4 separate regions of the Mus musculus genome follow, and regions 2, 3 and 4 are each linked to region 1. A link is a loop called in an ENCODE intact Hi-C map of the cell type or tissue named here. Cell type or tissue: heart. All regions are shown on one strand. Region 1 overlaps Gm40128 (a long non-coding RNA gene). Region 2 overlaps Cdc14a (CDC14 cell division cycle 14A). Region 3 overlaps Agl (amylo-1,6-glucosidase, 4-alpha-glucanotransferase). Region 4 overlaps Agl (amylo-1,6-glucosidase, 4-alpha-glucanotransferase).

Evidence for each region. A loop is a pair of places that touch in the nucleus more often than their neighbours do. Peaks named below come from ENCODE experiments on the same cell type or tissue, not always from the same donor. Only the 100,000 strongest peaks of a DNase experiment are listed, where the experiment ranks them.
Region 2: it touches region 1 in a loop (9-fold over the local background); 20 of 42 quality-filtered maps call a loop at or near these places.
Region 3: it touches region 1 in a loop (4-fold over the local background); 26 of 42 quality-filtered maps call a loop at or near these places.
Region 4: a loop joins it to region 1, with 5 times the contacts of the local background. A loop is called at or near these places in 25 of 42 quality-filtered maps.

What each region holds. Positions count from the first base shown.
Region 1 is chr3:116,835,147-116,837,646 of GRCm38, reverse strand. It overlaps Gm40128 (a long non-coding RNA gene), which reads left to right. Exons shown (of 3, transcript XR_867574.1): 2 at 636-937; 3 at 1,363-2,290. Among named protein-coding and RNA genes, the nearest start is that of Gm40128, 5.1 kb to the left of the region's middle. In heart, a CTCF peak has its summit at 1,419 (motif pointing right); a DNase peak (open chromatin) is centred at 1,436; H3K4me3 peaks cover 608 bases; H3K27ac peaks cover 1,826 bases.
Region 2 is chr3:116,337,534-116,340,033 of GRCm38, reverse strand. All of the region lies in intron 7 of Cdc14a (CDC14 cell division cycle 14A), which reads left to right. Among named protein-coding and RNA genes, the nearest start is that of Gm46839, 81 kb to the right of the region's middle. In heart, no CTCF peak of the experiment used is centred here; no DNase peak of the experiment used is centred here.
Region 3 is chr3:116,770,827-116,773,326 of GRCm38, reverse strand. It overlaps Agl (amylo-1,6-glucosidase, 4-alpha-glucanotransferase), which reads left to right. Exons shown (of 34, transcript NM_001081326.1): 22 at 427-563; 23 at 807-940; 24 at 1,812-1,987. Among named protein-coding and RNA genes, the nearest start is that of Agl, 36 kb to the left of the region's middle. In heart, a CTCF peak has its summit at 1,531 (motif pointing left); no DNase peak of the experiment used is centred here.
Region 4 is chr3:116,765,886-116,768,385 of GRCm38, reverse strand. All of the region lies in intron 25 of Agl (amylo-1,6-glucosidase, 4-alpha-glucanotransferase), which reads left to right. Among named protein-coding and RNA genes, the nearest start is that of Agl, 41 kb to the left of the region's middle. In heart, a CTCF peak has its summit at 1,239 (motif pointing right); no DNase peak of the experiment used is centred here.

The sequences.
Region 1 (2,500 bases):
CAGTGGTCCTGGGGTGTATAAGAAAGCAAGCTGAGAACCAGGCATGGTAGCCCATGCCTTTAATCCCAGCACTGCGGAGGTAAAGGCAGGCAGATCTCTGAGGTCTAGGCTGGCCTGGCCTACAGAGTGAGTTCCAGGACAGCCAGGGTAAAACAGAGAAACCTGTCTCAAACAAACAAACAAACAAACAAACAAACAAACAAAAAAGAAGGAAGGAAGGAAAGGAGGGAGGCAGGCAATCAAGCTGAGTGTACTACGCTGTCAGTGCTCCTCCCTGGTTTCTGCTTCAGTTCCTGCTTCTCCTCTTGCCCTGACTTCTCTTTACAGTGGACTGTGATAGAGACATTCGAGTCAAGCAAACCCTTTCTTCCCCTAGCTGCTTTTGATCCTGGTATTTATCACAGCACCAGACAGCAAACTAGAACACAGACTAGGATGTGTGATGCGGTCCCGCGGACAGGGAAGTCATAAGTAAAAACCAAAGAGCAGAGTTCTGTTTCTCTGTCGATAGCAAAGGTTCGCAGACACCCGCTGGTTAAAAAAAAAAAAAACAGCACACGTTTCTTCCCTAACAGAATCTAGGCACAGATTCATGCAGCCCTCTGGTTTTCACCTGCAATCCGGGTATTTTCCAGGGCTCGGATCTCAACTGGAGAGTGATCTGCCTCTGGGTTCATGTGATTGTTAGAGAAATACGACTGCGCTTGTCCTCCTGCACCAATGGCTCCATTTCTTGAAGGCTGACATCCATCACCACACTCAGCTCCTTTTCACAGCACTTCATAGTGTGGCTACGTAGTCACATATGCGAGCCCAGAAAGCGACTGAGACAGCCGGGACATTATACGTACACCACAGGACGAAATCATAGACATAACAAGCCATCCTGTCCGCTATGCCAATGGCAAACTAGTCGTGCGTGCCATCTACATTCAAGGTAAGGAGAAAAGGGCGATTCTCTGGAGGTTTCCATTCCCCAAGCTGATTCTTCAAAAGCTCTTAAAGGCAGGGGAGATCCAGTGTGGACTTAGTCCTGCTTCAGGATAGCATACCACCAAGGAGAAAAAGGCAGTGGATACGTGTGACCCTTAGAGCACAGGGAACCTAGAGGGATTTGGGGACAAGCTGAGGCAGAAGGACGCCTTAAATTCTTTGTATCTAGCCGGGCATGGTGGCGCACGCCTTTAATCCCAACACTTGGGAGGCAGAGGCAGGCGGATTTCTGAGTTCGTGGCCAGCCTGGTCTACAGAGTGAGTTCCAGGACAGCCAGGGCCACACAGAGAAACCCTGTCTCGAACACCCCCCCCCCTCCAAAAAAAAAAAAATTCTTTGTATCTGACCTATTCTTTCTTTGGGCATAGAACCACCTAATAAGGAAAACCCAAGACTGAAGTCAACACATGTAAATGTCCACACGGGGGCAGCAGACACCAGGACATTGTGTTCCGAATGCCTGACTCCGAGGAAGAACAAGTTCATTTCCTTTTATGGCAGCTCACGGCTCCCCCTGTCTGGTCCTTGAATGGCAAGGGAGGTGCTTGCTTGTTTTTTATTCCTCCATCCCCGTAAAGCTCCGTCCCTGATATGTCCCCAATAAAGACAAAGGGCTGTATCCTGCATAACCCGCAGAGCAACAGTGACTGGGGAGCAGCAATGAGGGCCCCCCTGAAACAGGGACTTAAGGAGACTTCCACAGTCCAAGAGCCCACATGTCTAAGTCACAACTGTATCGCAGTCGGTGTCGGGTAAAGCCCGTCTTGTTCAGAGTTGGTCCAGAATTCGTGCCCTCAGTGAAGAAGCTTCAGAAACTCGCTGGCTTCTACCCTGTGAAGATTCAGAAAGGCATCATCTAGGCAGCAGGAAATGAAGCCTCCTTAGACATCAAACCTTCAGTATCCTCGATCGTGGTTTACAACTGTAAGGCTTCGCAACTGTAAAGTACATAATAGCTGGCATTTTGTTATAGTGCTATGAACAGAGACAAAGGAAATTGTAGTGACACATTTTTTATGAAAACACCTCTTGCATTAAAAATAAACTAATTTCCCAGATCTTGCCACCATGTTAATAAGGTGCCTAGAGAGCATTCAAGACTGCATACTTAACCTGCTGTCCTACTATGCATTCAGCCTATTTACGTTTAACCTGCCTTTGAGAGAACAATATACCCAACCTCACTATATCTTGGATTGTACATGGAATCAGCTTTTACAGCCTAAGTTAAGTGATAGCTTTAACCCATTTATAAATGCTTATTTATTTTATGTTGTGATCAAGAATATCTTGCTTGCATGATTGTGTGTGCACTAGGTGCCCCGTCGACCCACAGAGAGCGTCAGACCTCATGAAACTGAAGTTACAGATGGCTGTTACCTGCCACATGGGTACTAGGAAATAAACCCAGGTCCTCTGCAAGAACAAGTATTCTTAACCATTGAGATGTCTCTCCAGCCCTACATAGCTTTAATCTTAAATTACAGACTTCCATGCCCCTGACGC
Region 2 (2,500 bases), 500 kb after region 1:
TAAAGTAAGCCACTAGCAGAGTCTACTCAGCACAAGGAGTTAATCGGTGTGTAAGACGTGAAATATCTCACGGGTGAGCAGATGAGCATCAAATGCCGAGTGGTCTATTTTCAGTGGAAATTGACCAAAACTGTTTTTTTTTTTTTTTTTTAAATTTTGAGATTATAATTTAATTACAACATTTCTCATTTGCTTTCCCTCCCTTCCATATATCCCTCCTCATTCTCCTTCCAATTCATGGTCTCTTTAGTCATTGATCATTATTGGATGCATCTGTGTATATATATATCTGTGTGTATATATATATATATATATATATGTATGTATATGTGTGTGTATACACACACACACATTTCTAAATATAGTCTGCACAGTCCATATCATGCTACCTGTACGTATGTTCCCATACTGACCATTTTGCATTGGTGTGAAGAAGAGCCTCCCCTGGAGAAGAACACTTCTCCCATTCCAAGATTCTGTCGGTTGCCTCTAGTTCTCTGTGTAGACTTGAAGCCTCCTGGTGAATCCGTCCAGTTCGCTGTGCTCATTGACATTATACTTGTTCAGCTCATGCTTGGGCAGTCACGTTAGTGAGACCTTTCTGGTGGAGTTTCTGATATTGTTAGGAGACTTGATTTCACAGCTAACTCCCTAGGCTGAGACTTTTAATTAAAAACACGTTCTGATTTTGTAGTAACTCTCTGGGAACATATCCACGATGGGTTAGAATACTTTTTTAGAATATTTGTTTTTAAGAATACTTTCATTATCGGCTCATCCCTGCTGCAAGAATTTATAACTTAGGGAGAAAAAAATCAGTTTTTTGTGCAGCACAGATCACTGGTTGGTGGGTTTAAGATCAGGATTCGTATGTAATGCCAACTTGGTTTATGGTGTGACTTGAGACTGTCTCACCTGACCACGTCCTTCATTATATCAGGAAACTGTCCTACTAACCAGTGGATGTTGACTCTTAGGTTTAGCACGTTCTGTGAGGACGTTTTGTTATGTCCTCCATCTCTGGCCTGCAGCAGGAGTCTGTGTGTGGTAGGGCAAGGCTGTGCTGGGGAGTGGCTCTGTAGAGCAGTCTGCAGTGGAGTCTGGATGCAGCTTAGCCTGTGATCCTCTCTTGTTCATACTCTGTGGGCAGGACCGTGTCCTCCCACCCCAGCACCAGGGTCAAGGAGGCCTCAGTGCAGATGTGTGGGCAAGTCCTCAACCAGCTGGAGCAATTACAGAGGTGTGCCTCCCACGGGGACTGACTATGGGAACTATTTGAAGCACGCTTCTGGAGTCGTCTTGTATTTATTTCACCACTGAAAGGCCGCAAGTTTAAGGTAGCCAAATTCCTTCCTGGCCACTGCAGCTGCTACTGGAGAGGGACCCGGAACTTCCTCATGTGCTAAGAAATCATTGCTGTATACAGATGGCGTCGACTAAGTCTGTAAGACTTGAAAGGTTTTCCTCTCCCAAACAATTATGGTTTTTCCCCCTTCCTCTTTAATTTCTGTTTGGTTTATTTCTTTCCCTGTCCTGCTTTCTTTCTCTGTGTCTTTGGGCATTTTGGTTTTTGCTATCCTGATATTGGGTCTCAATGTAGTCCCAGTGGCCTGGAACTCATAGCAGACCTCTTGTCTCAGCTTTCCAAGTGCTGGGATGATAGATAGCATCATCATCTTTTTCTTCTTCTTCTTCTTCTTCTTCTTCTTCTTCTTCTTCTTCTTCTTCTTCTTCTTCTTCTTCTTCTTCTTCTTCTTCTTCTTCTTCTTCATCTTCTCCTCCTCCTCCTCCTCCTCCTCCTCCTCCTCCTCCTCCTTCCACCTCCCTTCCTCCCTCCCTCCCTCCCTCCCTCCCTCCTCCTCTTCCTTCAACTTCTAAACTATTTGAGGTGTGGTCTCTGTAACTATTACAGTTTGATGCTCCTGTCAACATAGGAGTGTCCCAAACCAAACAGGCCCGGTTCGGTCCTGTGGCCTGCCTCTGATTGTGAAGTCAGTCATTTTCCTTCCTCATTATGTAATGTGATGGCTCTTGCAATCTCTGGTCATCTTTCTCAACCTTTCTCATAAGCCCCTTTTCTTCCCTTTGTCCTCCCTGGAACTCTGATGTTCTAGGACCTCATGATTTCTGTGAACGCGCTTTCTGTGGTTCAAGTACACTGACTTTTAAGTGACAATAACAACGTGTGTACTGCTGTCCCCAGGCCTTATGTCTTGAGGATTAAAATGACATGAGCAAGCATACTGGATTTTCACATCCTATGGCTAAGTCGGCTGTGAGATAGTGGACTCAGTAAGGTTGAGTGGGTTCAGAAACCCCGGCACCTCATACATGAGGATGCGAGGCATTTCCTCTACCCCCAACCTGATTCCTGGCCTGGAACACATGACCACAGCACCCCCCACATAAAGTAAGAGACACATAGCACAGAACAGAGTTCTCCACGCTAATGAGGAATCTAGATGGGCCCTGAGGGTTTAGCCAAAAGCATCCCTTCCCG
Region 3 (2,500 bases), 64 kb after region 1:
GGTGGTCGCGCTTCCTAAACCAGCTTTGTGATCCCTTGATTCCTCCCTAAATATTAATCTACCACTTGCCAACCCAGAATACTCATGCTTACCTGCTTCATGCTTTAGGATGAGAAGTTACACCGGCTGTTTTCAATGTTATAGTATTAAATACAAATAAAGAAGAAGAGTCGCAGACGTCCTGACCCCCGGGAAGCTTTGTATTGCTCTTGCAGCTGCAGATCCCTGGCTTCCCGCTTTTATGTCCTTGCTAAAGTAGGCACCCTGACAGTTTTCTCACTCAGCCATGCTAAGTGCCACTGTGAACCGAGTAGTCGTTATGTCTGTCTGTATCTGCGCTCACCCCAGATCATTAGAGACTGGACATAAGCTGAGCAGCAAGGACATTTGACTCAACCAACAGCTCAGTAATGTCTCACTTTTTAGGATTAATGTCCGTGTTGGCAGAAATAAGACCGAAGAATGACCTGGGGCATCCATTCTGTGAAAACTTGAGGTCGGGAGACTGGATGATCGACTACGTGAGTGGTCGGCTTATTTCAAGATCAGGAAGTATTGCTGAGGTAAGTAGAACGGTGCTCGAGTGCAAACAGTCGAGGGGCATTGAGACTTGGGCTTTATTACCACTGTAGATAAGTCACAGCTTCCTCAGGCCAGTTTCCTTTCTTGATCGTGTTTCAGTTCTAAGGAGTGGTTATCTCTTAATGGATTACTGGCCAGCAAAGTCACATATTTAGATTTAACTCTTCAAATATATCCAGCCTATAAACACACCAAGTTAACTTTCCACATTATTTCTGTAACAGGTTGGTAAATGGCTGCAGGCTATGTTCTTCTACCTGAAGCAGATCCCACGCTACCTCATCCCCTGCTACTTTGACGCTATATTGATTGGTGCATACACCACTCTGCTGGATGTAGCGTGGAAACAGATGTCAAGGTAGAGATGGGCATAGCTGGGTGGGAGCTATAGAGAGTCATTTTATACATGATTGTAAAAGACCAAAACCTGAGGAACTATCACAGACGCAGAGCTGGGAAGCTTTCCCGGTGGACAGTCAGTATTAGCGTCCTTTAGTCTAGAACATGCAAACCAAATGGAGAGTTTGCTTGGGGTTTGGTTTGGTTTTGAGACAGGGTCTCATGTACTGAAGACCTCAGTTACACCGTGTGGGCAAGGCTGAGCTTATGCTTCTGGTCCCCCTGCCTCCACTCCACTCCACTCCCAAATGCTGAGATTACAAGGTGCATCCACTTTATAAGATGTTCAGGATCAAATCCAGGGCTTCAGGCATACAGAAGCACCCTACACGCAAACACACTCACTGTGTACACATTTTAACACTTGATGGCGATGTTTGGGTGTCTAGCAAGCATACGGCCTGGGGTCCAGTCCCCAGCAAGGGGTGGGGTTTAAACCTAGTTTACAAAGCCTGTAAAATATGATATGGAGGAGCTGGGAAGATGGCTCAGAGGTTAAGAGCACTGACTGCTCTTCCAGAGGTCCTCACTTCAATTCCTAGCAACAACCACATGGTGGCTCACAACCATCTGTAATGGGACCCAATGCCCTCTTCTGGAGTGTCTGAAGACAGCTACAGTGTACTCACATACATAAAATAAGTAAATAAACTGTTTTAAAATATGATATGAAAAAACAAAATTATATTACTTGTTTTATTATTAATTAACTTATTAAATGACATCCATAAAACTATTTTCTTATTTTACACATTTCCGTAGAAAAATCAGTTGGCAAAAAGAATGCACAATAAAAGAGCTCAAAAGATTGTGTTTCCACTTTGTTACAGCTTTGTTCAGAACGGATCCACCTTCGTGAAGCACCTGTCACTGGGTTCTGTCCAGATGTGTGGAGTCGGGAAATGCCCTTGTCTGCCGCTGCTTTCTCCCTCGCTCCTGGATGTGCCGTGCAGGTTAAATGAGATCACAAAGGAGAAGGAGCAGTGCTGTGCCTCCTTAGCTGCAGGTGAGGCCGCTGGTGGAGGTCAGAGGTCAGGTGGGAACAGCTGTAATGGTCAACAAGGAAACCCTGTGGGAAAACGATGTTTTATAAAAAACATATTATCCAAGATTTTTATGCCATTGCTTAGTAAACTGCTCACTTAATAGCCTCTCACTCATAACAATAATTCTTACTATGCAACTGTAACTGTGTATTAACCACTTATGTGTATTTTTGATTGTGGTTGAGTAGTCCTTTCTTCTGCAGGTATCTATTAAATCCCAGTTCTTGACACCTTAAATATCTTTCATTAAATTTAATTTAATACCATTTTCCTCCCTGGTGTTTAAAAGTAAACCATTGTAGTTATTAAGAGATTGCAAGTTATGAAATACAAAACATGTTAAATGAATTTTCTATCATATGTCTTCATTGTTGTCAAATACTTTAAGCCATATTTACTGACACCATCTTTTGCAAGTAGGTCTCAAACATCCAAATAATCAGAGTATGCCTGAAGAAACGGTTTTCTTCTCA
Region 4 (2,500 bases), 69 kb after region 1:
CACCGAGCTGTCTCATAGTCTCCAGATTTTTTTTAGGTTTTATTTTTTATGTGTTTGTTTGGTAGGTTTAGAGAATTTCAAAGGAAAAAGGCAAGTTGGAAGTTATTACGTTCCATGCTAGGTCAGATCATCTTCAGTGTTCATAAGTTTATTTTTTAAAACTTAGACCCATTTTCTGCTTTCATAAAGGGTATTGCTGACTCGTTTAAAAAAGGAATTATATTAAGTTATCCTCATTTCTTGTTAAGCTTACAACCCCCAATTTGATTCTTTCCAGAATGAAATGGTATTTCCTTTTATCATGCTGATAGGAATAAATTTATTGCAATTAAAAATGACATTCAGGCCGGGCGGTAGTGGCGCACGCCTTTAATCCCAGCACTCGGGAGGCAGAGGCAGGCGGATTTCTGAGTTCGAGGCCAGCCTGGTCTACAAAGTGAGTTCCAGGACAGCCAGGGCTACACAGAGAAACCCTGTCTCAAAAACACCAAAAAAAAAAAAAATGACATTCAGCTAGATGTAGGAAGTACAAGCCTTTGATCCTAGCAGGCAGATATCTGTATGTTGAGGCTTGCTTTGTCTACATAGTGAGTTCTAGGACAGCCAGGGCTTCATAGAGAGTTCCTAATTTCAAAAGTCCTAAAAAAATAAAAAGTTCCACAATAGTGCCATCTTTGGTGAGTTCTACAAGTCATTGTCACTCAGCATCGCCTGTGACCTTGCTGAACATGCAGGTGCTTGGTTCCCAAATCAAAGTCCCTCAGTGCAGACCTAGGGATGGGAAGCTGTTGGGAGGCCAGAACTGTTCCCACCACGCCTCCAGCCATTATCAGCAGCCTGAAACTAATTTAAATGCACTGCTCTGTAAGCTAAAAAGTTTAGCATAAAAGCATTTTATGAAACTTTATTTTTATGCTATAGAAAAATTACTAGTGTTTTCCTCTTCAGTTGTTAGAAATTTTATTTGTAATAATTTTAGTTTTGTTTTTTAAAAATGGGTTTTTTTGGTTTTTGTTTTGTTTGTTTGTTTGTTTGTTTGTTTGTTTTTGTTCTTTTGAGACAGGGTTTCTCTGTATAGCCCTGGCTGTCCTGGAACTCACTCTGTAGACCAGGCTGGCCTTTAACTCAGAAATCCACCTGCCTCTGCCTCCCAAGTGCTGGGATCCGCCTACCTGTTTTTTGTTTTTTTCAAGACTTGGTTTCTCTGGGCTTAACCCTGAGACGGTTGCTCCGCACGCCACCAGGTGGCGACAGGTTGTCACTGCAATGCTCCCGCTCGCTTTTTTGTTTTGTTTTGTTTTGTTTTGTTTTGTTTGTTTTGTTTTTTCAAGACAGGGTTTTTCTGTGTAGCCCTGGCTGTCCTGGAACTCACTCTGTAGACCAGGCTGGCCTCAAACTTAGATATCCACCTGCCTCTGCCTCCCAAGTGCTGGGATTAAAGGCGTGAGCCACCTCGCCCAGCTAAAAATGTTTATTTTTAATTATGTGTATAAGAGTTGTGTTAGTTAGGATTTTGCTGCCTTGAACAGATACCGTGACAAAGCAAGTCTTATAAGGACAACATTTAATTGGGGCTGGCTTACAGGTTCAGAGGTTCAGTCCATTATCATCAAGGTAGGAGCATGGCAGCATGCAGGCAGGCATGGTGCAGGAGGAGCTGAGAGTTCTACATCTTCATCTGAAAGTTGCTGGCAGAATACTGGCTTCCAGACAGCTAGGATGAGGGTCTTATAGCCCACACCCACAGTGACACACCAACTCCAACAGGAAGGCCACACCTTCTAATAGTGCCACACCCTGGGCTGAGCATATACAAAACCACCTCGGGGGCACTGATATTCAGCAAGACCAGAAGAGCATTGGATCCCTGGAGCTGGAGTTATAGGCAGTGGTGAGCCACCCAGTGTGGATGTTAGTAAAACAGTCAGGTCTTCTGCAAGAGCAGTACGTGTTCCTAACCTCACTTTGGTCATTTTAAAATTGAACTGTCTAGGTGGTTACCTAAAATGAACTGCATCTTCCCCTTCAAACCTAATATAAAGTATTTTCTAATTGAGTGGTGACAATTATGCAGCATACAGTTGGGGCTGCCTGGATACGGTGGCACACTCCTTTCGTTCCAGCACTCTGGAGGCAGAGAGAAGCAGATCTCTTATGAATTCAAGGCCAGCCTAGTCTACATAGAAAGTTCCACGACAGCCAGGGCTACATAGTGAGATGCTATCTCAAAATAAATGAGTAAGTATGCAAATAAATAAATAGTAAATTGAGAGACTTACAAGGTGTCTCAGTGGGTCAAGGTGCTTGCTGTGCAAACTTGGTGACCTGCCATCAATACCTGGAAGCAACATAATGGTAAATAAAGGGAACTGACTTCACAAAGTTGTCCTCAGACCTCCACACATATACTGTGGCACAAACACCCACACACACACACACACACCAATATGATGGTGATGATGATAATGATAATTCTTTTAAAAACTGGGGGAAGTAGAGA